Linked DNA regions of Homo sapiens: regions 1 and 2 are each linked to region 3. A link is a loop called in an ENCODE intact Hi-C map of the cell type or tissue named here. Cell type or tissue: IMR-90. All regions are shown on one strand. Each heading gives the region's core, and the rest is flanking DNA. Links, peaks and the distances in the headings are about the cores only.

Region 1 (11,136 bases), core at 1,749-9,748, 70 kb after region 3:
CCCTGCAGCCTCTATCCTAGTCAGGAGCCCCTTCTCAGATTTGGAGGCCCAGCCCCGGCAGCTGTAAGGCCTGGGGCTAGGAGGCTGGCATCTGCCCTCCTCAGAGCCAACATTGGCTTCAGCAGGGGAGCAACCTTCTCTCAAGTGATTTTTCTCACTTACAGAAAAATCCTATCTTCCTCACTTTTACAATCAGTAACATTCACCTGTCAGCACTCACTCCTATCCCAGCTTCTCCACTTAGTAGATGTGTGACCTCTCTGGGCCTCAGTTTCCTCACCAGTAAAAAGAAGACACTAATGACATCAATTGCTGTTGCAAAGATTGAATTGGTTAATGCATGGAATGTGTTAGAACAGTCCCCAGAATACAGGAAACACCGGGTGTATTATTATTACTGCTGGTAGTAGTAGCGTTCTCTCTCACCAACACAAGGGATCCCAACACTACTATCTTTCCCTTATCTTTTCACTTCACTAAGTTTGGAAAGTATGGTTCTGATTCCCACTTTAAGAGCCCCATTGGACTTCACAAAGCCTCCTGCCAGTGCTCTGAGACTTTCCGGGAAGGTTTTCATTTTCTCTTGACAGGAGGCACTCTATGTGGAAAAGTGTCCTTGCCACCTCTACAGTATAAATAACTATCAAATGCAACTAAGAATCATAAACATGTCAGTGATTTGATTCCATGGATTTACATCATAATTGAGATAGTCAAGGTCACAAATAATGGGCTAAAGGAAAACAGCAGCACCATACCAACAATCCTGAATTTTCTCCAACTTTTCTTTAATATGTACTTTTTAGCATTTTAGAGTCCTATAGAGTGCCTATGTTTGAGGAATTAATTCCTCTCTGATAACATATATATTTTGAATAACACCCCAGTTACAGATTGAATCAGGGTGACAACAGGAAATGGCAGAAAAATAATGGTCTAAAATATTCCCAAACCCAAACCTCTTCTATCAGAAAGAGGTGTAGAGCTGTGATGAGTAAGCTACCACATCGCTCACTTCTGCCCACAATATCCAGTAATACTCAAAGGCTGTGGTGTTGAACTAATATTCTACCTACGGTTAAAAAAAAAAAAGATAATAGATCCAATCATTTAAATTATTTTTTGCCCAATATTTGACAACTTTACAAGCTCTAAAATGATATGTTCCAATCACTGAAGGTTTTATTTTATGAGATTCTTTCATTTCAATACATATCATGAACTAATTTATCCTTGTTCACTTTAAATCTAGAGACATTGTTGGACCAGGCAAGGTAGATGTGGTCAGAATCACTGAAATAGAATGATTTACTTAACACTGTGCACATTCTTCATGGGGTGGGGGCACGCATCTTCATAAATAACTGGAAAATCAGAATAATATTATAATAAACAATTTATTTAAAAATTGAATACCTTTACCTTAGTATGGGTGAAGTGGGAGATGTCAGGAGACAAAGTCTTCCTGGTGGTATATTGGTCCAGAGACAACTCTGTTCTCACCCTATCTTCCCCAGTGGAGGGGTCTAGACATGTGCAAGTGGGTGGGGAGGGAAGATGGTGTCCTATCACTACCTCAAATCAGTATACCCAAAACCCAGAATATTGTACAATCTAAGTTCACTCAAGTCTCTTCACTCAAGTTCAAGTGAGGTAACCCATCTCAGACAGTGATGTAATCCATCTTGTACAACATCCAAAGTGTGGTGAGGAGTGTTATCTCTAGACTAACTCATTCCTCGATACTAACTATGGGAGTGGGGCTCAATCCCAGACTTTTGGGAGCCCCATATCTGTGTCCATACCATCAGAGGTCAGTGAGTGACTTCCCCCTGCCATTTTCTTCCTTACATTCTCTTCTTATCTCTCATAGTTCCTCTCTCCCTGAAGTTTCCACTCCTCTGGTGTCCTGGACACATGAATGGATTTTTATTTATACTCATTATCTGCTCCACATGGTTCTGTTGCTAGATGGGGAAGATTAAGATGTCTGTGGGTGGAGGTGCTGGGGGAAGGGTTCCTCACAACAATGTGGTCTCTGAGGGACACCAGGTTAAATCACAAAGGTTAATCTCTTGCTGGTACAATTGTCCTACCTTATCAAGCTAAAGAGGCTCAGCCTCTTTCCCAGCTTTAAGTTGTAGTTCAAAAAGCTGCCTTCAGTTTCCATACTACTCTAGATAAAGTAGCTTCCCCAACCCTCTCTATCCCATTAATTAAATTTACTTTATTCTTAGTATTTAACGTTGGGTAAAATTTATATTGGCTTTTTTCCACACTAATTGTCTCCACGCCGCCCACCCCCCACTCCCTGCCAACCACATTAGAATCTAAGAATTCTGATAACATTTGTATTTTGTATTCACATTCACTAGAATGTGAATATCTTTAGGATATTCACGGCTCTATATGCAATTCCTATAAAAGTGCCTGGCACAAGATAGGTACATTCCAGACCTGCATGCCCAATTGTCTATTGGTTTATCACATGGGCATCTCAATCACAACTTGGACAAAACTGAATTCTGGAAAGCTGTACTTAGAAAACCCATTCTTCCTCCTATATTTTCTACCATCTACCATTTTCCCCAGCTAGAAAACTGTCATCCTTTAATTACTTGTTCCCCTTTCCCTTTCTTCAATTCCCCCACATTCCTAATTCTTCCTCTCCTTCCTCTACATCCATCTCACCTCCCCACATCTAACTGGCGTCCAACTCGTGCCAATTCCTCCTCAATCCTCCCGCTTTCCTACCTTTAAATGTTACCACTTCCGTGAAATCTTTTCCTTACCACTACTGTTAGTAGCTTTGATCTCTGTGCTTCACACCATCGTGTCTCTTCAGTGTTTTTAGGTCCTTTTAGGGTTTCACACTTTTTTGAGATCTGCTACAAATCATGGGCCCAAGAAAATCCATTTGCACTCAGACTTTTACATAAAATGACAGCACTCTATATTTCAAACCCTTTACTGTAACATGCATCATGGTAATTGTGTTATATTTATTTATATATCTGTCTTCTTCACTAGAATGTAAAAAGTTCTAGGACAAGTTTGTACCATGTTATCTTTTTCATAAAACTCCTTTGTGTATAATGCTTAGCACAAGGTACTAAAAATCATCAACTTACTGTCTACTGCAATATTTAGATGTTAGGTGAAGACAGCATCTTCCAAATAGTCATTTGAATATCACCCTCACAATTTTTGCCATATCTGCTACAACCTGTCCTATTATTTACTTAACCATTTGTGTAGATTGTTTGTAAAATCTTTATCAAAGATTATTCCCATTTCTGAACATATGTGTCATTAAACCCCCAAAAAGGTGTTGAGTCTATTTCTCTTCCCCTTGAATCCAGACTCGTCTTGTTACTTGATTTGATCAACAAAATGTAGCCAGAGTAATGCACTGTGACTTCTAGGTCCGGGCCTTAAGAGACTTTGTACTTTTCTTTTTTACTGTCTTTGGAGCCAGCCATGATGTTAAAAAGCTCCACGTGGTCTCTCATCACTGGGAAGTGATGAGACACCACTAAACAGGGAGAGGCTTGACCACCTGCAGCCATTCTGGCCACCTCAGCTACGTTGCCAGACATGTACGTGTCTTAGTCCATTCAGGCTCCTGGAACAAAATACTTTAGACTGAGTAATTTATAAGCAACAGAAATCTATTGTTCACAGTTCTGAAGGCAGGGAAGCTCAAGATCATGGCACCAGCAGATTTAGTGTCTGGTGAAGGCTCTGCTTCATAAATGGAGCCTTCCTGCTGCATGTTCACGTGGCAGAAGGGGCAAACAGGCTCCCTCAAGCCTCTCCTATAAGGGCACTAATTCCATTCATGAGGGCAGAGCCTTCTAAAGGTCTCACCTCTCACATTGAGTCTTCAGTTCCAACATTTGAATTTTGAGAGGACACCAACATTCAGACCACAGCAATGAATAAAGCTATTTTGGTCCTTCCAGCCTCAACCAAACTCTCGAGCCACAGGAATGACCCCAGCAGACCTCATGGAGAGAAGAATTGCCTAGCAGAGCCTAGCCAACCCATAGAATCAAAATAAGTCATTGTTTTTTAAACCAGTATGTTTTGGAAGTAGTCCATACAGCAACAGATAGCTGATGTGATGCCTTTCTTTAAAACATTTTTTTAAACTTAAGTCAGTGTTAAAAAAATTTTTTCTCACTTCCATAAATAGAAAATTACTATCACTTTCCATAAAACTAACCACAATGAAAGAAGAAACAAAGTAATGTTATTTACTTCTAGCCATACTCCTGCCTACAAAAGTCTCTGTGTTCCTTCCAAAGGAATATCCCCAAATGTCAGAGAGATATTAAAGATACACCAGAACTAAATGAGGACTGCCTCCTTGGTGTGAGTTAAGCTAAAAGGAAATGGAATGAAAATAACATGCTCAACTTTGAAATTTGATAGTATTTAATGCTGTCTATCACCAAAAACCATTATCTTGTAAAATAATACAGGTGGTAAGCAACTACTGCAAAAATTGTGAGGGTGTTACTCAAATGACTGATATTTGGAAGATGCTGCATTAACCTAACACCTGAACACTGAGGTAGGTAGGCAAGTGAGTGGTCAGCATTTTTACTACCTTCTATGCATCAGGCACAATGCAAAACAGAAAGGGGTGTGGATAAAATATACAACATAATGTACTGCTGTGCTAGAAGTGCTTGTACTCTAGTGGAGGAGACAGGAGTATAAATAGTTGTAACACATTAACCATGGTAAATGTAACTATAAAAGATTTAAAATACAAAGCCCATGGACTCAGACATTGTCAAGGACATAAAATCCCTGACATTTTGTGCAAATGTTTGAGGATATATGGATATTCTGGGCCCATTACTTTCATTAGATTCTCAAAGTTCATTGGAACACATTCTGTAACATAGGAGACACCAGAATAATTATTGCATGGTATTGTTGGTTCTTGGTTCTTGCCTGGGCGTTCTTCTTTAGTTTGTCATTTTGGAATCATAACTGTGGCCTCCTCTTTGTTCTTTATGATTTTATACTTTTCTCACATAGCTGTATGAAAGTTATCTTTAATTCCCTGATGACCAAACTCCCCTAAAGGTCTCTACCACATTTTAAGCTCTTTGAAGCTAGAGACATACCATACAGCTTCCTGCCTTCTACTATAAACAAACATCTGTTAAATGAAGAATAAACCTTGTAGAACTCCTGCAGGAAGTTTTCCTGCTGTCTAGGACTGATTAAAAATGTTTTCCATTGCTCAGACTATGAACACTGAAAGTGTTTCTAATCTGAAATGTGTACATAATAAAATATTTGGAAAAAGGCACCAAGTTCTTCCTGCAATGTGTTATGTGTGTATATTCACAAACGTCTGTCTGGACTGGCATTTTATGTCTAGGCCTGTTTAGGTCAGTGCTGAATACTTTAAATGGTGTGGGGACTGTGTTTATTTACATACTGCATAAAGCAGCCATTGCAATGTTATTCACACATGGGGCCTCTGGGCTTCTCCCGAGCATGAAAGTGCTGCTGTTGACATTTATGCTTTTCTCAGTATTTCTTCTTTTATCCTATTCTTCCAACATAGCAATTTTGTCTTCCTCTGGAACTGAAATTCGGTGAAAAATATAGGCCTCTAAAATGTTAGTACTTTCATCCTTATTTTTTTCAAATTTTTTAGCTATGCTGTGAACTAAATGAGCTGAAGCCTCCACTATTCAAAGTTCTTCAAGGTTTGACATTTAAATTTATTCTAAAATAGTTTTTGCATGAAAAACCAAGAAAGGGAGGATTGTGGTTTTTACCTTGGCATGGAATTTTATGAGTGGGATAGAAACAGAGTAGTGGTGTTGAAGCTGTCTGCAGGATTTACTGGCACTGATTGGGAACAGGAGCGGCCCAGTCTCCAAACAAGCCCATAATTCATATGACTAATTCTAGCTTTTGCCTTAAGCCTCCACCCCAGCCCCCACCCCGCCACACACACAATCAGCATATATGGAAATGTTAATAAAGTCATCATCTTATTCTCTTCAAAATGACTGATTCTTATCACACCCATGCCTCAGCATTTCCAGGTGGGAAGGGGGCCTTCAGGACAAGAGGTTGCAAAGGGAAGCAAATTCAAGTGAGAAACCCTGCAAAACTTTCTGGGAGGTGACAGAATTAAACATCTCTCATTCCGAGACGTGTTCTAGTAGGCATGCTTCTGAGCCATAAGAGCATCCATATTATGGCTTTGAAAATATTTTATATACACATTCTCAAACACTCTAAAACTTTATTTTTTCTAAATTCTTTTTAACCTCTTCTGTTTTTAAGGCAAGTTTAAGATTCATCGAAATATATTCTTTGGTTAAGTGATTCCTATTTCAATATGTGAAACACCATTTTCATCCATCTATATACCTCTGAACCTTTTTAATAATGCCTCATTATAATTAAGAGTTCAGACTGGTTAGCCATAACATGACAATCATCTACAGAGACTTAATACACTATGTATGTATAACAGAAAACACCTACTACTTGGAGTGTACAGCTCACCTAATATAAAGTAGCAGATTTTAAGGGGAATGCATTTTACAGTGACTGCCAGATGCATGCCAAAGCCCCGCCTCCAGCGGCCCAAATAATCATTGCAATGACAGCCCTGGGAACAGCAGGGAGAGTTGTTTTCAGGCTAAACCCTCACAATTTTTCTCTTACAGCTCCTTCCAAAAGGGAACAAAGCAGCTCTGCGTGTGTGTGTGGGTGTGTGTGTGTGTGTGTGTGTATACGCCCCTACACATGTGTGTATGTTTTCTGTTTTGAGTGTAGAAAGTACTAGAAGTAGATAGTAGATAGTGCCTGAGATGCCAACATAGGCAAATGAAGAAGGTGGAGTAGATATGGAGAGGATTAGCCCAGAAGTCCTACAATGGCTTTTTCCAGGTTCAAAAAGTCTCTGATTGGGGCAACTGAATGTGCACATAAACCCTGCTTCTCCCCAAATATAATGAGCAAAAGGGAAAAGCGGAGTGCTGACTTAAAGATGGAGGAGGATGAGCAGACAGCAAAATGTGGTCAGAGTGCGGTCCCTCAAAGGTTATGAGGAGAGAAGGCTCCCCAGTGCTCCAAGCCCCTTCTCAGCAAATGGGGCAAAGGCCATGTGCACATTGTACACACCTGGAGCTCCCCTCCATCTGGTAAAAGGCAACCCTGTGCACCTGAATGGACATCAAATCTCTGAAGAGACTGATCTAACATTTATCAGTGTGTGACCTTATGTTAATGGCTAAGCTGGTCTCAGCTCAAGATTTTTTAAACTGCAGAATGGACATAAATGCAATGCTATGTTACCAAAAGAAAGTGGTGAGGACAAGAAGAAAGGCCTGGAAAGAGCCCATGTCTGTGTGTGCCCATGAGGGGAGAGTGAGAGGGCTGGCCTTTCATGCAGCACACTGGTGCACATGGCACAAGAACCACGGACCACACTTTCATCTGTCAAATGTACTAACTGCCAGCAAGAGGCCTGATGAGCCAGAGTGGGTGCCTATGTTCCAATCCATGTATATATCTCTGTGTCCAAACACCTACCGTGTCTCCTCCTGTAGCCATGGTTGAATAGCTCAGGCTCTGAGCTAAGACCCATCCTGCCCCTTGTGCACTGGTGCCCATCCTTCTTACCGACTTAAAGACATTGCTCCAGCAATTGTCCACCTGCTCTTGTATCATCAAGTTGTTATTCTCTACTGGATCATTCCCAGCATACAAATGTGCTGTCATAATTTCTTCCACTTGAAAGATTCTTTAAAACTCTCCTGGCTCCACATCCTCCTTCAGATATGACCCTATTTCTCTTCCCTTTTAGAGTAAAACTCCTCTAAAGTGTAGTCTCTACTCTGCCTCCAGTCCAACTACTCCCATTCCTTCTGGAATCCATTCCAAATAGCTTTCATCCTCATTACTTCATCAAAATAGTTCTTGTCAAAGTCATCAATGACCTCCCTGTTGCTACATCCAATAGTCAGTTCTCAGGCCTCCTCTCCCTCACGTTGTCAGCAGTACCTGGCACACTACATCACTCCGTCTTTTTTTTTTTAAACTTTCTTCCTTTTAAAACAAAAAAAATTTGGAGAGAGGGTCTTGCTCTGTTGCCCAGCCTGGAGAGCAACAGTATGCTCATGGCTCACTGCATTTTCTTTTCATTTATTTATTTTTTATTATACTTTAAGTTGTAGGGTACATGTGCACAATGTACAGGTTTGCTACATATGTATATATGTGCCATGTTGGTGTGCTGCACCCATTAACTTGTCATTTACATTAGGTATTTCTACTAATGCTATCCCTCCCCCTTCCCCCCACCTCACGACACGCCCGGATGTGTGATGTTCCCCTTCCTGTGTCCAAGTGTTCTCATTGTTCAGTTCCCACCTATGAGTAAGAACATGTGGTATTTGGTTTTCTGTCCATGCGACAGTTTGCTGAGAATGATGGTTTCCAGCTTCATCCATGTCCCTACAAAGGACATGAACTCATCCTTTTTTATGGCTGCATAGTATTCCATGGTGTATATGTGTCACATTTTCTTAATCCAGTCTATCATTGATGGACATTTGGGTTGGTTCCAAGTCTTTGCTATTGTGAATAGTGCTGCAATAAACATACATGTGCATGTGTCCTTAGAGCAGCATGATTTATAATCCTTTGGGTATATACCCAGAAATGGGATCGCTGGGTCAAATGGTATTTCTAGTTCTAGATCCGTGAGGAATCACCACACTGTCTTCCACAATGGTTGAACTAGTTTATAGTCCCACCAACAGTGTAAAAGTGTTCCTATTTCTCCACATCCTCTCCAGCACCTGTTGTTTCCTTTTTAATGACTGCCATTCTAACTGGTGTGAGATGGTTATCTCATTGTGGTTTTGATTTGCATTTCTCTGATGCACAATGATGATGAGCATTTTTTCATGTGTCTGTTGGCTGCATAAATGTCTTCTTTTGAGAAGTGTCTGTTCATATCCTTTGCCCACTTTTTGATGGGTTTTTTTTTTTGTAAATTTGTTTAAGTTCTTTGTAGATTCTGTATATGAGCCCTTTGTCAGATGAGTAGATTCCAAAAATTTTCTCCCATTCTGTAGGTTGCCTATTCACTCTGATGGTAGTTTCTTTTGCTGTGCAGAAGCTCTTTAGTTGAATTAGATCCCATTTATCAATTTTGGCTTTTGTTGCCATTCCTTTTGCTGTTTTAGTCATGAAGTCCTTGCCCATGCCTATGTCCTGAATGGTATTGCCCAGGTTTTCTTCTAGGGTTTTTATGGTTTTAGGTCTAACATTTCAGTCTTTAATCCATGTTGAATTAATTTTTGTATAAGCTGTATGGAAGGGATCCAGTTTCAGCTTTCAACATATGGCTAGCCAGTGTTCCCAGAACCATTTATTAAATAGGGAATCCTTTCCCCATTTCTTGCTTTTGTCAGGTTTGTCAAAGATCAGATGGTTGTAGATGTGTGGTATTATTTCTGAGGGCTCTATTCTGTTCCATTGGTCTGTATGTCTGTTTTGGTACCAGTACCATGCTGTTTTGGTTACTGCAGCCTTGTAGCATAGTTTGAAGTCAGGTAGCGTGATGGCTCCAGCTTTGTTCTTTTGGCTTAGGGATTGTCTTGGCAATGTGGGCTCTTTTTTGATTCCATATGAACTTTAAAGAATTGTTTTCCAGTTCTGTGAAGAATGTCATTGGTAGCTTGATGGGGATGGCATTGAATCTATAAATTACCTTGGGCAGTATGGCCATTTTCATGATATTGATTCTTCCTATCCATGAGCATGGAATGTTCTTCCATTTGTTTGTGTCCTCTTTCATTTCCTTGAGCAGTGGTTTGTAGTTCTCCTTGAAGAGGTCCTTCCATCCCTTGTAAGTTGGATTATTAGGTATTTTATTCTCTTTGAAGCAATTGTGAATGGGAGTTCACTCATGATTCGGTTCTCTGTTTGTCTGTTACTGGTGTATAGGAATGCTTGTGATTTTTGCATATTGATTTTGTATCCTGAGACTTTGCTGAAGTTGCTTACCAGCTTAAGGAGATTTTGGGCTTAGACGATGGGGTTTTCTAAATATACAATCATGTCATCTGCAAACAGGGACAATTTGACTTCCTCTTTTCCTAACTGAATACCCTTTATTTCTTTCTCCTGCTTAATTGCCCTGGCCAGAACTTCCAACACTATGTTGAATAGGAGGGGTGAGAGACGGCATCCCTGTCTTGTGCCAGTTTTCAAAGGGAATGCTTCCAGTTTTTGCCCATTCAGTATGATATTGGCTGTGGGTTTGTCACAAAAAGCTCTTATTATTTTGAGATACGTCCCATCAATACCTAGTTTCTTGTGAGTTTTTAGCATGAAGGACTGCTGAATTTTGTCGAAGGCCTTTTCTGCATCTATTGAGATAATCATGTGGTTTTTGTCTTTGGTTCTGTTTATATGATGGATTACATTTATTGATTTGCGTATGTTGAACCAGCCTTGCATCCCAGGGATGAAGCCAACTTGATCGTGGTGGGGAAGCTTTTTGATGTGCTGCCGGATTCGGTTTGCCAGTATTTTATTGAAGATTTTTACATCGATGTTCATCAGGGATACTGGTCTAAAATTCTCTTTTTTTGTTGTATGTCTGCCAGGCTTTGGTATCAGGATGATGCTGGCCTCATAAAATGAGTTAGCACTCCCTCTTTCTTAAAGCACTCGGCATCTAGGCCATCACTCTGTTCAGAACCCCAAAATGGTGTCCCATCTCACTCTAAATAAAAACCAAAGCCTTAGAATGGCTCAAAAGGCTTTCTTTGATTTCTTTTCTAGGAATTCTCTTACTCTAGATAACTACAGAACTCATTCCCTCAATTCTATTAGCTCAAATATGACCTTATCAGCCTGTGGGTCTTTCCCTAATGTCCATATAAAATAACCGCCTCCTATTTTGGGAGGCCAAGGTGGGTGGATCACGAGGTCAAGAGATCGGGACCATCCTGGCCAACATGGTGAAACCCCATCTCTACTAAAAATATGAAAATTAGCTGGGCATGGTGGTGCATGCCTGTAATCCCAGCTACTTGGGAGGCTAAGGCAGGAGAATCACTTGAACCT
Region 2 (11,136 bases), core at 2,126-10,125, 51 kb before region 3:
CCCGTCTGCCCAACCACACTTCTCCCCTGCCACGCTGCTCCCCCACAAGCAGGCAACCCAGCTGAGCCCCATAGCAGTAGCCTCCAGTGCTGTGGGCTGCAGGACGGCTGTCCACCACCTCCCCGTGCCCTCCCTGCAGCCACTGGTGTGATAGCAGTGGCCTCTCCAGGCAGCCTGCAGCTGCCATCACTATCATCTACAATAATACTCTGAACTTAGTTCCCAGCCAGCTTTATGGTGCCTCACTCTTAACTATACATGGAGAGACAAAAACTCCAGACATAGAAGGAAAGCTTGAAATGTAAAAAAGAAATAGACATTAAAAACTAGAACTTAACAGAATCCCAGATATTTCAGGAAAAAGGATGAAACATAAAAATAAAACCATGATAAACATCAACATATATACATAAGAAAAGATACTGCAACCACGAAATGAAAAACAGAATCTGTGTAAGGGGACACAGGGAGTGAGGGAAAAAAAACTCAGAGATGTTTTTTATTTATTATGAAAATTTTACAATACTACAGGAAACAAATCAATAGAAGTTTGGAATGTAATGAGCTACTTCCCAGAGCGTGAAACAAAAAGACAAAAAAATGGGAAATGGAAAGAAAAGGAAATAAAATTAGAAGGTTAAGCTAAGAAGTTCGATACCTGACTAGTAGGATTGCTAGAAAAAGAAATGAGAAAACAGGACAAAGAATGTGTATGAGAATAATAATTATATTTTTAAATATATATTTTTTTATTAAATAGACTATTTTCCAGAACAGCTTTAGGTTCACAGTAAAATTGAGCAGAGAATACAGAGATTTCCCATATATTCCCTCCTCCCCTATACACACACATACGCACTCCCTTACTATCAACGTTCCCCCAGCAGAGTGGTACATTTGTTACAATCAATGAACCTACATTGTCACCCAAGGTCCATAGTTTATATTAGGGTTTATCCTTGGTCCTATACATTCTATGGGTTTTGAAAAATGTATGATATGAATTCATTATGATAGCAACATACAGAGTAGTTTCACTGCCCTAAAAATCCTCTCTTTTCTGTCTATTCATCCCATGCTCCCCACTAACCCCTTGAAACCACTGATCGTATTACTATCTCCATAGTTTTGCCTTTTACAGAATGCCATATAGTTAGAATCATACAGTATGTAGCCTTTTCAGATTGGCTTCTTTCATTTGGTAATATGCATCTAAGATTCCTCCATGTCTTTTCATGGTTTGATAGCTCATTTCATCTTAGCACTCAACAATATTGCATTGTCTAGATGTACCACATTTTATTTACCTATTCACCGACTAAAAGATATCTTGGTTGCTTCCAAGTGTTGGCAATTATGAATGAACCTTCTACAAACATCTCTATGCAGAGTTTTGTGTGGACATAAATTTTCAACTACTTTGGGCAAATACCAAGGACAGTGACTGCCAGATTGTATAGTAAAAGTATGTTTTGTTTACTAAGAAACTGCCAAACTGCCCTCCAAAGTGGCTGCACCATTTTGTGTTCCCACCAGCAATGAATGAGAGTTCCTGTTGCTCCACATCCTTACCAGCATTTGGTGTTGTCAGTGTTCTGGATTTCGAACATTTAAATAAGCGTGTAGTGGTATCTGTTGTTTTAACTTGCATTTCTCTGATGACATATGATGTGCTGCCTCACTTCACATGCATATTTGCCATCTGTATATCTTCTTTGATGAGGTGTCTGTTAAGTTCTTTGGCCCATTTTTTAGCTGAGGTGTTTGTTTTTTATTGCTGAGTTTAAAATATATCTGTATATTTTGAATAACAGTACTTTATCAAAGATGTATTTTGCAAATATTTTCTCCCAGTCTGTGACTTGTCTTCTCATTTTCTTAGCAGTGCAGAAGTTTTTAATTTTACTAAAATCCAGCTTACCAATTCCTTCATTTATAGATCATGCCATTGGTGGTGTATATATAAAAAAAAAAATTGTTGCCAAACCCAAGGTCATGTAGATTGCCTCCTGTGTTAATCTTCTAGGAGTTTTAGAGTTTTGCATTTTACTTTTAGGTCTGTGATCTCTTTTGAGTTTATTTTGTGAAGGGTGTAAGAACTGTGTCTAGATTCATTTTTTTTTTTTTTTGCATATTGATGTTCATGGTTCCAGCATCATTTGTTGAAAAGACTATCTTTGCTCTACTGTATTGCCTTTGCTCTTGTCAAAGATTGGTTGACTGTATTATGTGGGTCTATTTCTGGGCTCTCTATATGAACATGGAATCTCTCTCCACTTATTTAGTTCTTCTGTGATTTCTTTCACCAGAGTTTTAGTTTTCTTCATAGAGCTTTTGTTCATATTTTGTTAGATTTATATCTAAGTATTTCATTTCCTTGCATGCGAATGTAAATAGTATTGTGTTTTTATTTTAAATTCCATCTGTTTATTGCTAGTATATACGAAAGCAATTGACTTTTGAATATTAAGCTTGCATCATGCAACCTTACTATCATCACTCAGTTCCAGGATTTTTTTTATTTTTATTTTTATTTTTTGCTGATTCTTTCAGATTTCCTTCACAGACAATCATATCATCTGTGAGCAATCTTTTATTTATTCCTGATCAATCCATATATCTTTTATTTCATTTTCTTCTTTTATTGCATTAGCCAGGACTTCAAATATGATATTGAGAAAAGCAGTGGTGAGAAGGAATATCCGTGCCTTGTTCTTGATCTCAGTGGGAAAGCTTAAGTTTCTCAGCATGAAGTATGGCATTAGCTGTAGGGATTTTGCAGGTATTTTTTATCAAGTTGAGGAAGTTCTCCTTCTCTTCCTAGTTTTATGAGAGTTTTTATCATGAATGGCTGTTGGATTTTGTCAAATGCTTTTTATGAATCTATTGACATAATTATGCAATTTTTCTTCCTTAGTGTGTTGATGTGGCAGTATTCCATACAATTCCTGGAGAAAAGTTGTATTCATACATTGCATTCTGTAGCAGTACTACCTGCTGGGTTGTCTACCTGTCTCCTGGTTAACTGCTTTTGCTAAGAAGCCCAGCTCTCTCTGTACCCAGGAACACCCAAAGGCATTTTGTTATCTAACCCATTATCAGAACAAAACTTCTACTATTATAGATTCAGTTGGTAAATAATACTCTCCCACACAAGACTTTAGACAAAAGGGCTAGCACTCTCTTTTATAGCTTCCCTGGTGTCCTAAGCCACAGAGCAGCCCCTGATTTTGCCCTCATTCAATTTTTAAGTGCTTCTAAACTTACTAGGCCAGAGTAGAAAAAGGACGGTAAGTAGTTTCCATTCCTCTACCAAAACCAGTCAATTAGTAGAGCTTACTAGAGCACTACGTTGAAAGAATTCTGAGACCTGGTCTAGGCTCTGTGGAAAAGAGGGCATATCATGAACCTGCAAGAGATTATCTTTTTATATGCAGCAATTCTCAATTTGATTTAACTATGATACCCTCTTTTCAAAGAACTTATCTTGGGAGTAGTTTTTACAGAATACAGTTTAGAAAATGATGTGCCTCACATTGTACACTGCTCCATGTCTCAATAAGCTCATCCCTGGAGTCACAAAGGAACATGGCACATTGTGTAGCAATTCATACAGTTGGAGGCGTCATGATCATATATAGAGACTGTCTTGCCATTAAAAATAAACCAACGTGTTTTAAGATTTTGCTGACACTCTTTGTAGTAAGACATCACTCTTTATGATGAAAACTTCAGTCCCTGAGCTCTCCTCACTTATTGTATTCCCAATGGAGAGACTTATATTCTGGGGAAACCTTCATAAAGATTGACAAATAGAGAAATTTAGGACTTTTCTACTTAATTAGCAGAACACAAAGATGTCTCTAGAAATTTTTCTCAACACAATATGATTTTTCCAATGAAAATCTGAAGTGCCCAAAAGAGAAGAGTTCACTTTTCAGAAGTTCACACATGGATTAGTCCCTGTCATGTAACATTAGATTTGCATGTTTCGGTAGGTCAGCTGTTAGCATTGCTACTCTGGAGGGGACAGAGCAGGGGGTAGGGCCAGCGGGGTGGGGAGGTGGCCTCTCAGCTGTTGCATTTGGCATTGCACCTGTGCGCCTACTCAGAGCTTTTTGAAATGTGGCCCCATCCAGAATACTTCTAGTTACTTGAATGCTGGCAAAGATAAATACATTGCTTTTTAGTTTTGAAAAAAAAAAATGCCCAAAGGCATTTTTCTTCTTGCTGATTTTTCTTCTTGGACTCTAAAGAACACTCCTTTTCAACTTTTCTGGAATGTAGACAATCCTGGGAAAAGTATATGGATTTATTTTCCACCTTTTCTTGGCACCCTCCAACTGAGCTTTATTCTTTTCCCTAGCAAAGGGGTCCTAAACCCACATGCCCAGACAACCCAGACGACCTGAACTTTTCAGTGAATCTATGCTATCCTCAAATCCCGGACCATGGCTGCCCTTCCTGTGCCTCTCTCTTCCCATTCTGGCTTAGTGTCTCGTCTTCTTTCTTTCTCTCATCCAGACCTCTAAGTGAAACTTCTTTCATTTTTTAATTGTTTGTATCCTCTTTATTATTTTTAGCATCTCAATCTGGAGAATCAGCGAATGGTAGCAGAACTTCCATGGACATTGGTGTCAGATAGACTGAGTCTCAGACTCCAATTTAGCCACTGTCTGGATTTGGGCAAGTTATTTAATCACTTTAAGTTCCTTCATCTGTACAACAGATATTTTAATAGCTAATTTGCAGGGCTTGTGGAGAAATAAATGTGTGCAAAGGCCTAATGGTAGGTGCTAAATAAATGGTACCTCTTATTGTTGTTACTTTAATTATCATTGCTTCAATCTGCTGGCGACTGCTTTCTGTGGACTTCCCCTCCTCGCCATGTTGCTGTCCATCACCCTCTCCCTTCTCTGTAAGGGGCACAAAAGCACTGATCCAAAACCTGAATTGCTGGTTCTCTTGTCTAAGACCATTTGGTTACTGCCCAGGGAATAAGAGAAGCTCCCTTCCCATCCACTTGGCACAATGGGTCACATTATTTGCTAAAAGGCAACTAAATGAGACCAGGAGACTTTGTCATAATCAAGCTACCACCTCCCCCAACCAAAGTGAAAATGTGAAGACTTTTGGGCAAGACCAGGAGCGAGGACTTCAGGTGTTTATCAATTACTTCAAGGGCTAGGCCCTATTCCAGATATCTCCACAGCAACAGACCTTCTTTTGCATTTTAACTGTAGTCAGTGACTCCAAACCATTCCTCCTTGGGGAGAACATGAAGAACTCCTTGTCTGGTTTAGGATTTACACATCTGGGGAATCCTTGTCTTTACTAACCTGTTCCAGCTGCCCTGGTCCAGCTCTCCAGAGAACTCAATGTCACATGGGAGAATGAGGCACAGCTGCAGCTTGCAGTGAGCAGCTCCGCCAGGCAAACAGCCACCTCCCTTGTCAGAACAGAGAGAAACACCAGGCCCCTGGGGCTCTGTGCCAGAGGAATTTAGAATGTATTCCCCCTCTTGGGTCAGCCACTTCCCTGAGCCTAAAGGACTTCCCACGCCTGCTTTTCTCTGACCTCCCTGAGGAGTCACAGTTCCTCAACAAGCTAGCCACACTGATTTAGCATCCTTACCCACATGAACTATCTCCTACCCCTAGCCTCCTCCCATCTCCATCCCCAGTCTCTTTACTTGCTCTTTCCTATGCTTGGAAAAATCTGGCATAGTCCTTCCCATTCTGACCTTCTGCCCTGAAAGGCACAGATGGAGAAACACTTCTTCACTGAGCAATTACCTTGACAGCAGCCACATTTGGGGAGACAAGTAGAGACACCACCAGTTTTTAGGACTTCTCTACTTCTCCATAATTGGGTCCTTGTCATTAGGACTAAATCACCAAAACTGCCAGCAGCAGGGTGGTCAAGTCTCTCAGGAAAACTGTACTAGATATTCCTAATCTTTTCAAGAAAACCTGCTCTGCCCACTGGTCTGAAAGAGGCAGCTCTATCCTCCCATATGATCTTAACTGCATGGGCCATGACTGGATCATGATGAACAACTGACCAAAGAGAACTCAATCCGTTAGCTAGACAGTGGCTTATGACTCATGTGGTCCAGCTCAAACAGATGAGCTGGGCCAATCAGACCCTCACAAATTGTGTATCAAGACACACACAAGCCAGTTGCTATCAGTGCTGTCGGGAAGGCCACTGGAGTCATACGCAAGGTGAGTAAGCAGAGGAATTTGGTCAAGACGGGGCGGGAGGGAACAGAAGCATAGACAGAGGCAGAGATGGGAAGGCCACGATGATATGAAAAGATAGAGTAGCCCAGCTGTGCCTTCTAGCTCCCAGCCCCACCCTGTGAGGCTTACTCTACCTTTCATCTTTGCCCTATGACTTTCATTCAGTCTCCTTCTGGCGGAAGCTAGTTCAAACAAGGTTTCGTTTCTTTACAGTCAAAAGAATCTTAATGTAAGCAGTTTCTCCAGAATAGCTTCCTGTGTCTAAACATTTTTCCGGACGTGCTGCATTGTAGTCTGAGTCTCCTGTTAGTCAAAATAATAAATATAGCCATCACTTTCTGAATGCTTTCATTATGCCAGGCAGTGTGCTAAGAGCTTCATACATATTATCTCATTTTTTCTCATAGCGATGTAGTAGTAGTATCCCTGTTATACATGTAAGAAAACTAAGAATTAGAAAAGCTATGCAAAATTGCCCAAGGTCATGCACTTTCTAAGTGGGAGACCCAGCATCTGACTCTGTGCTCCTAACTATCCTTAGGATGTTGTCCTTTGTACAGTCAGACTGGCAGGATTAAGCATTGCAGCTGCAACCTGCAGGAATGTGGCTATAGGCTCCACAGGCCCTCCTGGGAGGGGCCAACATCCTAATGCCGTAAACCAACAAGGATGTCCAAGGTGGGACTAAGAATTATAGAGGCCACCACAGACACTGGTCACAACACCTACTCTCCCACCAGTGGGTCTCAAAAAAGATCAGAAGCATAAATCCCTTTTCCCATCTCCAGCTCATTACAGGATTCCAAGAGGAAATGTGAAAATGAAAACATGTTAGGAAGCCAGGCGCGGTGGCTCACGCCTGTAATCCCAACACTTTGGGAGGCCGAGGCAAGCGGATTACCTGAGGTCAGGAGTTCAAGACCAGCCTGGCCAACATGGTGAAACCCCCTCTCTACTAAAAATACAAAAATTAGCTGGACACTGTGGCATGCTCCTGTAATCTCAGCTACTCAGGAGGCTGAGGCACGAGAATCACTTGAACCTGGGAGGCAGAAGTTGCAGTGAGCAGAGATCACGCCACTGCACTCCAGCCTGGGCAACATACTCCACCTAAAAAAAAAAAAAAAAAAAAAAAGCAAGAAAGAAAGCAAGAAAAGAAAAAAAGAAAACATGTTAGGAAAGGCAGATGTGACTGCAAACTTACCTACAGCCCTGATGATTTTTTGAGGAACAATTCCTAAATATATTAAGTAATACAGAGGTAAACTTGATTTAAAAAAAAAATCTCCTTTATTTATCCCTTGGTAACCCTAAACATATTTTTAAATGAACATTTTCTAAATATAATGTCCTGGAGATTATTGTTAGGCTTCTGCTTCACTGATACACAATTCACAAAACTTATTTGTACAGGAAAAGATAAAAATCAATGCAGGTTGACAGTTAATAAAGTATAGATGGCAGCATGATATTTACTAAGTTGTCCAAGCCCCAATTCTGATCAAGCACTATTAGTTATCCTCCAGAGTATCTGCTAGGATAATAGAAATGACATTAAAAAAAGATGTCGTATTCAATAACACATTTACCTTTCCGGGACAGATAAATGACTGATATTGGGGGTCAGTGTATAACCCTCCTATGGGAAGAAAGACAATGATAAGTGCAAATAGCAATTAAATGTGCTCTAGAAGTTGTTGTGGTTTTGTTTTGTTGTTTTTTTTTTTTAAACTGGAGCTGTAATTACAGGGCTACTAAAGATGTGAAGTATATAGTTAAGGTTTTGTCAGCACTTTTATTGTAATACTTAGTGAGATTAGTCATTTTAGTTGTTCCCTTTGTATGCCAAAAATGGAAGACAGCTGTTTGTGCACTAAAAACTGCTTTTTAAAGGATAGTTCTCTCTGGTTATCAAGCATATTTTGCCATCAGGGAAACATATTTTAAAGCTTTTGCACTGTCAAAATGAAGTGTGTAGGAATGATTGCTTTAGCTGTTACTTCTAAATAACGACAGGAAGATCTAACATGTGGTAATACTGCACAAGGATGATACAAAGTATCTGGCTAGATTCACAACTATTCCAATTACTATCTCTTCCTGCAAGATGTATTTCTGATGGCACTCATCAGACCCTGAATTCATTCCCTGAGCTTGAGAGTGCTACAGAAGTGTTTAGGGCCAGTTCTGTGGCAGCCCTCATGGAAACAAAGAAAAGCCTAAGGGCTGGTAACCTGCATCACGACCAGCCCATCACCCAAGAACACAGCCAGCTTCTTTTGCAAGGTTGTACCTGTTAGTCAATCAAATCTAAATCTGAGAGTTGTGACTGACTTAGACCTATTCATCTTCCAAAGTATAAACCTTAAGAATTTGTTTCCACTAGTGCATTAAATATTTGCCATCTAACAGACCAAAAAGCCTGAAGCTTAACTAAATTTTAAATAAAGCTCATGTGTATCATTTGTTCTTAGTTGCAACATGTCAAGTTACCAAGAGAGGTAATATTTATCTCTCTTCTGTGGATGTTTTGAAGATCAACATCTTTTTTTTTCCAGAGGCACTCAATTATTTTTTTTCTCCTATTCAACCTATAACCTAATAGGAAATCTACTGCGCTGCTTTGCAGAATGAGTTTTTTTAATGGTCCTGACTCTTAAGGTTTTACTGTAGTTACTGAGTAAGACCTAAAAACATAAAACAATTAACCAACACTAATCAATGTACTAAAAGACGTCTGTGGCATGGATGGAGAGGTACAGCTCAGACCTGCTTTTAAGAGAAGAGTCACTGCCCATCTGTCAGGGCTGTGGGGAACAGACAACCTCCAGCTGTTAGCCTCTTCAGCTTGCAAGCCAAGGTCACACTCTTCTCAAGGTCACACTCTTGCCCAGACAGTAACTGAGCAAGGCAGTAGTACAGGACCTGGCCATTTACACCCAATGAGTGCTCCTCTAACAGGCTCTCTGCTACAGGACTCTTCACTGGACTGGCAGGAACTTTATCAGATCTGCATGCCATTTGATGGCTCCTGTGCCCAATCCTGCTCTTTTTCTTTCACCGCAATCACTTCTCAATAAACCTATTGCAGTCCTAACTATGTCTCAGAGTCTGCCTTCTGGAGATCCTGACCTGCAACAGGGTCAAAATATTAGCCAAAGTCAAGAAGGGGTTGGGACCAGGATTCTGCCATTATTAGAGGTGAAGAGGGTTTGGGAGAGGTATTAAAGTTCACCAGGGGAATTGTGACAATTAATGAGCTTTGAGCCCCACTGCCTTAAATGATACCTGCACGTGGAAGGCCAGGGAAGATCAGGAACCAGTGAAAGAGAGTTCTGATAAGACCACTCCAGTGTAAGTTAGGGAGGAAGGGCACTCGAGGAAGGAAGACGTGGTTCTCCACCATTCCTCTCCTGAGAAAGAGAGCTTTATAGTCATATTGTGGGCGAAATTCATATCTTGCACTAAGAAAAGTTCAATTGGAGTCCTAGCTCTCTCACTGATAATCCGTGTGACATTGGACAGGCCACTTTACTTCCCTGGATGTCCTTCTTTCACTAGGTCTGATGCTGATTCTCCTGCCCCCCTCACAGGGCAGTGATGTGGAACCAAGTGAGACAGTGCACAGAAAAGCATTTTATTGGCTGAACAGCCCTGTGATAACTACGAGAGGGTAAGGTCTTGTTACCATGGTACATATGAAGGGCTAGGAGGAAGAATATAAGATGGTGGCCAAGGGGTACCACCACCACCTCCTTCAGACACCAAGGGAGGGTGTGCAGAGCTCATCCCTTCTGAGGATGTCCACTCTCCCACTCCTCAGCATTGGACCCGAAGTCTAAGGACTTACGCTGTAGATACATTTAGCAAATCTCTTCCTTTTCAAATGTGTATCATTTATTCATTTTATTATTTTCTTCCTGACATATTTATAATTTAATCTGGTAATGTTAGGACAAAATATACACTCAACAAATATTTGGGCTGAACTGAGTTGATCCCTTAGTTTATTCTAGAGGTCTTTAAATGTTTTGTGATGCTTTCACAAGCTGCTTTTTAATATGGTAACGGACTGTTCTTTATATTAGAGTGAATGTCACTAGGTGTTAAAGAACATATTAGCTACCACATTCAACAGGAGAGAATAGCTTAGGACTGCAGGAAAATAAATATTCATAGCCTTTAGCTTGTATTTCATGAATTTTTTAGAGACAAAATTACCTGTGACGTTGTTAGTTCCTATGATGTATAAATTGCATTCTGGACATAGGGGTGGGGAGACAGATAATGCCTTTTATTTTGTTTTTGTTTTGTTTTTCTTTTTTGTGTTCAGTGTCTCTTTCCCAATTTCTTCTGATAATAACACTCCCACTTTGGGCAGAGACTACACTCCCTATCCCCAGTTAGTTCTAGTGGAATTGCCAATCACAGTAACTATGGTTGGCCAGGATGGGCCCACAACCAGGATGGGCTCCATCATGGCACTCATCCCCCTGGTCTACGTGACTGACCCAATAAAGTAGACACAACTCAAGCCAGCTAATTGAGTTAACTTATAGATGGACATTTAAAAAGTGGCATTCTTTTCATGCTCTGTAGGATGAAGGGTGGGCTGGTGTAAACTTACAGCTACCTGGGGTCAAACTCCTCCTTTTCCTCACCACACAAAAGTCTGTGTGCACTGGGAGCAAATGAGGTCAAATTCCAAAAGCAGAAAAGAGGCAACAAAGGAGAAAGACAGGGTGATGGGGGAGGAGAAGAAAGAAAAAGAGGCAGGTTTAGAGAGAGGGAAAGAAGGAGAAGGAAAGAGACAGGGGTTATAGAAAGAGAGGCAGAGAGATGGTTATAGAGAAGAAAGAAGAGAAAGGGTGTAATACAGAAGAGGAGTGAG
Region 3 (11,136 bases), core at 2,033-10,032:
ATGAGGGAGAGAAAGGAGTGGAAAATGAACATCAGGTTAAATGGTAGTGCCACTCACTGAAATAGGAAGCACAGAAGAGGAACAACCTTTGAATGTTCAATACAGGATAAGCTGAGTTTGAAATGCCCACAGAGCTCTCAGGTGGAATATTCAGCAATAAGGTGATTAATCAGGCCCAATGATATGGTTCAGCTGTGTCCTCACCCAAACCCCATCTTGAATTATAATTCCCCTAATCCCCATGTGTCATGGGAGGGACTTGGTGGGAGGTAATTGAATCATGGGGGCAGTTACCCCCATGCTGCTGTTCTCATGATAGTGAGTGAGTTTGCACAAGATCTGATGGTTTTATAAGGGGCTTTTCCCTCTTTGCTCAGCACTTTTTTTTTTTTTAGACAGAGTCTCACTCTGTCACCCAGGCTGAAGAGTGCAGTGGCATGATCTCTGATCACTGCAACCTCCAGCTTCCGGATTCAAGTGATTCTCCTGCCTCAGCCACCCGAGTAGCTGGGATTACAGGTACCCACCACCATACCTTGCTAATTTTTGTATTTTTAGTAGAGATGGGGTTTTGCCAAGTTGGCCAGGCTAGTCTCGAACTCCTGACCTCAGGTGATCCATCCACCTCAGCCTCCCAAAGTGCTGGGTTTACAGGCATGAGCCATCACACCTAGCCAGGAATTTCTTAATGAAAATTTGCTTGTGTATGTGTGTCCTAGGTGGCATTATAAATTGTATTATTTATTGTATGTCACAGTAAAAAAAAAAAAGTACCTGTACCTGTAATATAATATAGACTCCAATGTGTTTGTTGAATGGATAAATGAAGTGATTTTATAAAATTTATTTGATTTAATAAAATCTACCCCCAACTACAGCCTTGTGAAGTAGGAATTGTTGTGCCCATTTTAAAGATGAGAAAACTAAGACTATAAGGGTTAAGTGACTTGTCCAGATAACAAAACATGTAAGAGTAGGAATTGAGAGTAAAATCCAAATGTGGCTGGCTCTAAATTCAAGGATCTTAACCACAGATGGGTTGTTCTTGAAGCACTGGACATAGGCTGGCTCACATAATGTCAGGAGAAATGAGAAGCTCGGAGGGAACCCGAAGAAGCCTGGTGTTGGAAGATGGGCACAGGAGGAAGAGTCTCAGAGACACCAGAGGAGCTGCCAGAGAGGAGTCTTGGGAAGGAAAAGGAGCACATCAAGAAGGAGGGAGAGGTCCCAGTTGTGAAAAGGCCCAAACTTCAAGAAGAATAAAGACTGAAAATTTGTTAAAGATGTTGGCAAGAATCATTTCAGTGAACTTATAGAACACTGAGGACTGAGAGTAAAGGAGAGGTAAATATAGACAACTCTCAGGAAGTTTGGCTATGAATCAGAGGGAAGAAGACACAGTCAAGGCAATGTTTCTGCTTATTTATTTACTTGTAAGATAGGACATTCTGAGGGTGACTATATACTGATGTAAAAGTTGATATACTGAGAGAGGATAGTTAAAGGAGCAGGGTTCTTGAGAAGATGAGAGGTGACAAAATCCAGGTAAGAGGTGGGGTGATTGGCCTTGGATAAAGGAAGGAATGCTCTCTTGTTTAATGAGGGGGAAAGGGAGAAAAGGTAAATGCAGAGACAAACTACAAGGCTCTATAGCAAGATGTTGCCAGAGCTCCTCTCTGATGGCCTCTTTTTTCTCTAAGACACAGAAGGAGAGCTTGTGCTGTGAATGAAGAGAGGGTAGGGAATGTGTGGAATTGCCTCCATTAAAAAAAAAATAAACAAGGTTGTATTTACATTTGGATGAGCATAAACCCTCAGAAGCCTGTTCCTAGTTTTCCAAAAATCAGAAAGCCAAAACTTCTCTCCATCACAGGGCACCGCAGGAATGGAAAAGCAAAATGTTGATAGATACGTACTCCAGTCAGGTGAGAACAGAGGAGGGAGCGGACCAGGAAAGCCGGATTATGGGGCAGCACAGAGGATCCAGTTGAAGGTGGAGCCCATGAACTTCTAGTGACACCAGTCAGCAAATGTCCTGGAAATGACTGGAGAATCTCTTACTCTAATTGGGCTGTTTAACACATCAGGACTTCAGTAATAAGAATCTTACTTCATCCCTCCTGTGAACACTTAAAGCTGAAAGAAACAAACATCCAGCACAGACTAAAAGAAAAATACAAAAACATAGCCATTTTATGGGACTTATTGGACCTTCAAATGTATAAAATCTAAAGCAAAGTTGTAGCCTTTTGGCACCACCCTCATTTGAGCCTTATGCATTTGTTGGAAGTTCCCAATCTTGTATTTATAGGTGCATAAGATGATGTTAGTATTACTAGATTTATTTGAAGTTAGATAAACATAAACCCTCAAAAACCTGTTCAGAGTTGTCCTAAATCAAATTTTTAAATGCCCTCTATCACTGTGTAGTGAGGTAACAGGGATACAAAATATTGACATTAATTTCATTCCCAATGGCAAAAGCAGGTTCTTATTTTTCTTTATCTGAAATGCTTGACTGCTCCATTTATACCACCATGCTCATAGCCACTCACCCCCACTCTGTTCCAATAAGTCAATATTCTCCTCTTCCCATAAGTCCCCTAACATCTCTGCAGAGCCCCCCAGTGCCTTTATTGCAGACACACGGGCAATGGAATGTGCCCTCCAGAATCCAGTGTAGCTCTACAAGGCAGGGTTACACCTGCTCTCCAGCCACACCCTGCCTAGCCCAGGGCTGACCTAAATATAGAGCTCAGTAGACATGCTGAAGGTCCTCACAACCATCTGGTGGGAAATGCTGGATCCCTACCTCACTCTACATACCCCCAAAATTCCAGCTACACCAATGTCAGAGACATGTGAGCCAGAGCAACTCCATCTTGAATAGGAGCTGGGTAAAATAAGACTGAAACCTATTGGGCTGCATCAAATTAAGGCTTTCTAAGTCACAGAATGAGCTAAGAGGTCAGCATAAGATACAGATCATAAAGATCTTGCTGATAAAACAGGTTGCAATAAAGAAGCTGGCCAAAACTCACCAAAACCAAGATGGCCACGAGAGTGACCTCTGGTCATCCTCACTGCTTACACTCCCACGAGTGCCATGACAGTTCACAAATGCCATGCCAATGTCAGAAAGTTACCCTATATGGTCTAAAAAGGGAGGCATGAATAATCCACCCCTTGTTTAGCATATCATCAAGAAATAACCAAAAAAATGGACAACCAGCACCCTCAGGGCTGCTCTGTCTATGGAGTAGCCATTCTTTTATTCCTTTAATTTCTTAATAAACTTGCTTTTGCTTTGCACTGTGGAATCGTCCTGAATTTTTTCTTGTGTGAGATCCAAGAACCCTCTCTTGGGGTCTGGATCGGGACCCCTTTCCTGTAACACCAAGATTTAAAATGGAAAAATAAAGCTATAAGAGTACCAGGAGGGGAAAAGATTGAAGAATTTTTTCATAACCTCAAAAAAGTGGAAAAGGCCTTTCTAAATTTTTCCATAAAATTCAGAAGCTATAATATCAAATATTAAATGCATTTGACTACATAAAAAATAAAAGTTTCTGTATACCTCAAAACATCATAGGTAAGATCAAAAGAAATTGTACTTTACATGACAAACTAAGGACTAATTTATTCCCTGAATAAAGAGCTACTATAAATCAATAAAAAAAATTAAAGGCAAAGGATTGGAATACCCACAGAAAAGGAAAAAACAAATGACTTAGATTATAAATAGGCACTATACTATTCATAATAAAAAAGATGTAAATTTAAGCAGATCAAAATATTTAACAAATTGTGTTGGCAAGTATTTATAGAAACAGGCACATTCTTGCTTTGCTGGTGGGAATATGAATTATTGTAACCTTTTGCAATTTGACAATAATCACTAAAATTTAAAGTACACATATTGTTGGAACCAGAAATTGACTTCTGGGTATTTATCCCATAAATATATTCCCACAGATGAAAATGCATCTTTGTAATAGCAAAAGATTAAACATAACTAAATGTCCCATGGTGGAAGATTAAGACAATATTATTAAATATTGAGATGGGAAGATCTCCAAGACATGGTTAAGGGGAAAATAGTATGGTTCAGAACAGTGTATAGAGTATGCGATCACCTGTATTAAAAAATATATACACATATCCTTATATATGCATATGATTGTAAATATGCAACATACCCCTATAAGTATATATAAGAAACGAGTAACAGTGATTGGGAAAGGAATAAGATGGCTGGAAAATAAAAGAAAGAAGGATATTTGTATTCAACATATTGTATGTGCACATTTTGAATTTTTTAACAGCTGCTAACAAGTTAAAAATATCAATATCCAGCAAATTAAATGAAGATACCGCCAACTCACATACACATAAAGCTCACTTAACAGTATACAACTGTGGGAAGACTGATCAATGATCAGTTGAAATCACCTCCGAAAGTTTTTCTCTAAATATGAATTCTGGGCTGGGCACAGTGGCTCACGTCTGTAATCTCAGCACTTTGGAAGGCCGAGTCGGGCAGATCCCCTGAGGTCAGGAGTTCAAGACAAGCCTGGCCAACATGGTGAAGCCTTGTCTCTACTAAAAATACAAAACTTAGCTAGGCATGGTGCCTCATGCCTATAGTCCCAGCTACTCGGGAGTTTGAGGCAAGAGGATCGCTGGAACCCAGGAGGTGGAGGTTGCAGTGAGCCAAGATCAAGCCATGGCACTCCAGCCTGGGCGACAGAGCCAGACTCCGTCTCAAAAAAGAAAAAATAAATAAATAAATATGAATTCTGGATGAACGCTTAACATTCTTGTGTGCACAGAAAGCACACATACAGTGGTAACAGCACCATTGCTCCTGCGGAGAGGAACAGAACAATTCAAATCACTGATGTATGAACCTAGGAGCTTCTTTGCAGGCCATGATTATGTGATTCTGGCTTAGTTCCCATCTTAATTAACTGCTATTTTAAAAAATAATTTGTAATGATATCATTAGAAAAATTAAAATAAAGAAAAAAGTCCCTAAATGGTCCTGAGTCAAACTTGAGCTCTGGCCCCACTCAAGAAGAGAGAAAGCGAAAATGGCCTCTGAGATAAGTTTGAGTCTGGTTAAAAGCTTGCTCCTAAAACCATATTTAGACCCTTGGTGTACTGTTTGTCATCAAAGAAATCTGGCACATTATGTAGAAGAGAAGGATTAATGTGACTACCAAGTAAACCTAACAGTGAAATCCAGCCATGTTACTCAAGTTGATGAATGATTTGGAGTGCTGGTACGCTATTGTAAAACACAGTTGACTGTTTACAAGACAGAGCAATTTCTTTTCTTACATTTTCTCCTCCAGCATTTCTGAGCAATTATATTAGGAAGTGGCTGTTTACCCTGGCAGCTGGGCTCCGTATCTCCACCACTGGAGAGGCAATTCCCCGGGCTACAAATACCCGGAGAGCTGACTCATTACATAAAAAGGAAGTTCTGTTTGGTAAAAGAGTTTAAAGAACACACTTTAAAACGTGCATTAAACACTAGTGTTAATCATTGCCAGAAAGGACGAGTAGGCCACAGGCGAGTTGGTGAACTTAAACCCAAACTTATTTTGATAAAATTTGGTACCTTGAACTCTAGATCTTTTATGAAAACTGAGGTTGTAGGCCCAGCACTAACAAGAGTGTCAGGAACTTTCCATTTCCATTATAATTCTAATAAATTTATTAATATTTTAATGTGATAAGTATGACACTTCTCTTTGTTTCCTCATCTAAAACAATAAGCCTGGCATACTTACCTATATTAGGGGTGATGATGAAATTCAGTTAACTATGCCTAACACCGTATAATCCCTGGCGTGGATAGTTCGAAAAATAAATATCTTTTTCTTAATTGTAGGCAAAAATGAGAAAATAGAAAATATCTATTAATAGTTTCATCTATCATAAAATTTTATAGCCATAAAAGATATCTAAGGGGAGTGTATATTCAGGGCAACTTGAATCTATGCTACCTGATTGCAATATATATCTATATGTCTAGCAACTATACTCACAAATACATATGTAGTAATTTTTTCCCAAATTGCTTGTACATTTCCTTTCTTTTCTATCATAAGACAGGAAAAAAAATTATCTCTGGACAATTCCCAAAGTGGATGCATTTTTTTCTTGTCTGGGCACACAGCCAATAGAGATTAAACTAGGAAGGGAATTGATATGACCGTGGGTGAGTATATTAACCCCTCTGGATGCCAGTTTTCTTCTCTGTAAAATAAAAACTGGACTAATAAGTGGTTTTCAAACCTCAGTATATTTTAGAGTTACCTAGGAAAGCAGATCTTGGCCATCAGGTTAGGATCTGTGCATTGGTATTTATTTTTACAAACTCCCAAGATATTCTGATGTACACCAAAGTTAGAAAATTCCTAAATCCAAGCATTCCTAAAGTCACTTCTGGCTCTAACAATCATCAATCTTTTTTAAAACATACCTTCTTTGCATATATAGAAAAAATTTTTTAAGTGTAAAACTGCAATTATATACATACTTTGGGGACATTTTTTCTCTTTTCTATTTTTGTGTGGCTTGCCCTCCTGCTGATACTCCCATGGGCCCCACGGTAACAATCTATCAGTGATCTTCATAAAGCACGCAGGGGCCTTCCTGGTCCCTTATTCTAGATTTGGGATGCTGAATCCCAAACTTCAAATGTATTTTTTTCATCTAACTGAAAATATCAATTATGTGCAAATCCTCTGTTTCCTCTCATTCTGTCTCCCTTACCACCATCCAGATAACCTCGTTCCAACTGATTCTGCACAATCACGATTGTCTGCCTCAGTGTCTCCAGGGTGAGCTCAATGCTTGGTGGGCACTTAGGAATTGTTTGTTGACTGACTAACTGGCTTTGGAAAGGGAGAAACTCAATCTTTTCTGCTGATTGTTTGCTGACTCTTAGTGGGAGGTTATCTTTACTAGGATATCTTTACTAGGAGTAAGAATATCAGAGATGCATGGAAGCAAAAAAGCAGTCGAAAGCCAGAACCCAAGTCTTCCATGAGTCCACTGAACTCTCTCAATTCACAGGCAAATGAGACTCTGAAATTGGACATTGCATATATAAAAATAAAAGGAAGAAATAATGGTTTCCTCCAAAATAGGTAAATAGAGACCTACCAAATAACACACACCAATCCAAATAAATACCATGTGGAATTTGATAAAAATTGTTATGCTTAGTCTATTTGATTATATTTGTTAAATTTTCAAAGAAATTGGATCAAGTAGAGAAACTGAATGTATTGTATGGTGTTCTATTTGAATAGTAACAAGAATAATAAAGCTAATTTGTAATTTGGAACAGGCAAAAAATTAATAAAATTTTGCTCATGGGTGGAAATCTTCATGAGACTGAAATTTCATTCATTTGCTCATGGAACCAAGCATGGGGAAAAATGTTCCCAATGAATCACTATGGATGAGAAGCTGAGATATGATTTACCACCTCACCTCCCCATACAATACATTAATGGTTCCCTGCATGTTTTACTTTATGTTCATCCAAAACACCCAGATTAATAACCAAGCACAAGAGTGTATATAACATCACATTGCCCATCTCTGAGGTGCCAGGAAGGATCGTGCCAAAACCGTCAGGAAAATGGATTGTGCTGCCTCCCTTGGCAATACAAACCAGTGTGTAATAACCCTCTTAGTCAGTTTACCCTTCTGTTGCCATTAATGTAGATTACAAACTTAACTAAGAATGCAGCAAAAGATCCAAAGATCAAAAAGAGCATGGATGACTACACACCCTCAAATCTATAAAAAAAAATTAATACAGAGCATACACATCAACCTGTTCTTAAAAACACTCTCAGAGCTGTCACATGTGCTAGATAGTTCTCCACAGAGAAGACCTTGGTCTTCAGGATGTCAGGCAAACCTCCTGACTCAAGCACTGAAATAAACACAAATCACCATTATGAAGTCAAATCTATAAACAAGCTTGGAAACCAATCCAAAATCCCTCAGATCCACACCTATACACTCAGTGACTCATGTCTATGAGCCATGGTGACCATGCCCAGGGTTGGGGTCAGAAGAATCAGGGGAAGTGCAATAGCAAGGGGACTCTTCCACAGCCTTTTTTGAGGGTTCTTCAGTCCTGGCTAACTCTGCATTCCATTTATGATGCCTATGAGGAATACAAGAGGAGCTTCAAATAAGCACTGGGTATATGAGCCTGGAGCTCACCGAAGTCAGAGGGGGATGGACATGTGGGAGTTTTTAGCATGTGGGTAACCATAGCAAAGCCTTGCAAATTAATAAGGGCCCCTTTAAATAAAAAAAATTTCCATTATAATTTTGGCCAGCCTTCCCAAAATAGACTTTCTGCATTATTATGACAATATTTTAATTTTGAAATTTTCATAAGATTTACTCTGTTGCAAATTAGCTGTTAAAACTTACGCAAGTCATTTAATTAAATTATTAGGCTCTTAGTTTCTTCATCTGACAAGCTTAGATAAATAATAATTATAAACTCTAACTTCAAACGTTAATCTGAGGATCCAATGAGAAGACAGATAGAAAAGCACTTAGAAGATTTAAAACATTATCCAAATGAGACGTTTTATTTCTATTAGGGTTTTTAAATTTTTTAATTTTGAAATTTGTCATAAGATTTACTTTGTCAATTCCTCCTAACAGTGTCGATTTCTCCTAAGCTTGCCTTTCAGTCTTGGTGTTTGGCCTTTGGGACCAGTCCTCTCCTTCCACCTTTCACGCCCTGTCTGGTCCACATCTGTATGAACTACACTCAGCTGGTCGATGTTACTTTCCTACCCAACCTGCTCCTAGAGGAAAGTCAGGGCTCACAGAGGCTCCCTCCAAATGCACAGCCATCAAGGAGAAACAATATTTGTCACCTTGGGCTGCCATAACAAAATACAGACTGGGTGACTTAACCAACAGAAATTTATTTCTCACCATTCTGGAGGCTGAAAGTCTGAGATCAGGAAGCCAGTATGGTCGGTTTCTGATGATGCTTCTCTTCCTGGCTTGTGGGCAGCTGCCTTTATGCTGTGTGCTCACATGACCTTTGTGTAAGAGAAAGCGTGAGAGAGCTCAAGCACTCATGTCAGGACCCCACCTTTATAACCTCATTTAACCTTAATCATTACTTTATAGGCTCTATCTCCAAATTCAGTTTCATTGTGGGTTAGGGGTTCAACATATGAATTTTGGAGAGACACAATTCAGCCCATAGCAGACAATGCAGACAATGAGAATACTCTAAAGCTAATCCCAGAAACAAAAGTGACCTGAGGAGATTTTATTTAATCCAATATGAATTTGCTCTTACCTTCCACTCTTTATTTCACCTGCAGGGTCTTTCTCATGAAAGTGGGATGAGGGTATGCAGTATTCTCTTCACAAAATGCAGTCGCATTTTAGAAATAGAATTACTTGCAAATTCAGACAAAAGCCTTGGAAAGGTACTCCCCAAACTATAAACAATAAAGAGTTCCCAGGTGGAATTGGTAGAAAGATGGGGGAGACGGGGGGTTGCTATTATGGTGTTTTCTATTCTACATACTTTATATTATCCATTTTTATATCATGAGACTGGACATGTATTACTTTGCAATTGAAAAGAAAAATAAACTATGAATGGAAAAAATAAATTGAACTAAAATGCTGACATTTAAGGAAATGTGTTGTGAATATCAAGTCTAAGGAATAAAAAAGTTGACTTTTAGCATGCTCTTTAAGCAACTCTGAATCACACTCCTGAATTCTCCTACTTGTTTTTTCTATGATTTTAAGCTGGAAATAGATTCCTTAAAAACTTTAATAAACTATTCATTGTTAATAACAACACACAAAAAGTTGAAAATCTTTAGAAATAAGCTTGCCTTTTTAAATTATATCTCTTATTTCTTTGCATATTATTTTAAAGAATCTAATCTAAACTTGTATTTTTTTAAAGACTTGGCAAAGCATAAGATTATTGTCAAATTATTTAAGAATACCTATTTAAAATTATTTAAGAATACCTATTTAAAATAATATTTTATGTGTTGTGGCTATTTTACATTATTCTAAGTCATGTAATCACACATGACATGAAAATTAATGAAGAGGGGTAGATTGAGAAACAACTCATCTGGCTCATCCGTGGATCTCTGATCAGGTGATCCCTCTGTCACCAAGGGTAACTCATTTTTTCCTGACTAGAGAACAGTCGGTTTCCCTATATGTAAAATAGGGACTGTGAGAATTTAGAAAAATTTGTCCTCAGCAGAGTACGTCCTTGAAAAACTTTGACTGCTCAAGAGAGTCCTATACGTAGTAGGCATTCAATAAATATATAGTAAATAAATAAAATTGGTAAAATTACTAGCCACACTTACAGACAAATGACATATTTAACAATTAACCTTCTAAAAATTGTAACAGCTAAAAAGATACTCTTTCAAAGACCCAGATTTATTCTTAATTGTACTTTTTTTGCTAGATTCAAGAAGGATTGGGAGGATGGAAATCAACTCTTAGATTATCAGAGCAGGCAGAAAAGAATCAGGAACATCTTCATAAGCAAAAATCCAATGAATGCTTTTTAATTGAATTAAACAGTCTGGAGTTGTTTAAATAATTTCATTTATTTTAATGTTCCACTATTAAACACTGAAAAAAGTGCAGCCACTGCTCCTCAGGACGAAATAGATTTCTCCTACCCTTTGAACTCAGCCAACTTTCTCCCAGTATATTTTTAGTCTGCACAGGAAATACTAAAGACTAAGGAAGTTGGAATGTGACTGACCTTTTACCTGTAATGATACCAGCAATGCCAACATTCGCCACCAGTGACGTGGGGATAGAGATGACAGGAACTCTTTGCTACGGAACTGAACAGCTTCTTTTCACTTGAGTTGATATCTATCCCTGTAGTTTTGCAATGTCCTATAATTACTTTAGACATCACCCATTTTAAAACAGGGTATGCCACACTTTATAATCCACTCCACTTAAAAGAAACCGTAAGAGGCCGGGCACAGTGGCTCACACCTGTAATCCTAGCACTTTGGGAGGCCAAGGCGGGTGGATCACGAGGTCAAGAGATCAAGA

The links. A loop is a pair of places that touch in the nucleus more often than their neighbours do. Peaks named below come from ENCODE experiments on the same cell type or tissue, not always from the same donor. Only the 100,000 strongest peaks of a DNase experiment are listed, where the experiment ranks them.
Region 1: a loop joins it to region 3, with 2.4 times the contacts of the local background. A loop is called at or near these places in 7 of 110 quality-filtered maps.
Region 2: it touches region 3 in a loop (2.9-fold over the local background); 23 of 110 quality-filtered maps call a loop at or near these places.

Annotation. Positions count from the first base shown.
Region 1 is chr12:46,397,410-46,408,545 of GRCh38, reverse strand. All of the region lies in intron 2 of SLC38A4-AS1 (SLC38A4 antisense RNA 1), which reads right to left. Among named protein-coding and RNA genes, the nearest start is that of SLC38A4-AS1, 19 kb to the right of the region's middle. In IMR-90, for the core only: a CTCF peak has its summit at 6,631; DNase peaks (open chromatin) are centred at 4,025, 5,445, 5,875 and 7,985; H3K27ac peaks cover 2,814 bases.
Region 2 is chr12:46,519,347-46,530,482 of GRCh38, reverse strand. All of the region lies in intron 3 of SLC38A4-AS1 (SLC38A4 antisense RNA 1), which reads right to left. Among named protein-coding and RNA genes, the nearest start is that of SLC38A4-AS1, 140 kb to the right of the region's middle. In IMR-90, for the core only: no CTCF peak of the experiment used is centred there; DNase peaks (open chromatin) are centred at 5,462 and 6,132; H3K4me3 peaks cover 1,087 bases; H3K27ac peaks cover 4,930 bases.
Region 3 is chr12:46,468,121-46,479,256 of GRCh38, reverse strand. It overlaps SLC38A4-AS1 (SLC38A4 antisense RNA 1), which reads right to left. Exons shown (of 4, transcript NR_125380.1): 3 at 8,995-9,104. The region is part of intron 1 of LOC124902923 (a long non-coding RNA gene); the gene reads left to right. Among named protein-coding and RNA genes, the nearest start is that of SLC38A4-AS1, 90 kb to the right of the region's middle. RefSeq lists an enhancer at 5,235-5,434 and a silencer at 8,750-8,799. In IMR-90, for the core only: no CTCF peak of the experiment used is centred there; DNase peaks (open chromatin) are centred at 5,416, 6,186 and 8,016; H3K4me3 peaks cover 247 bases; H3K27ac peaks cover 3,705 bases.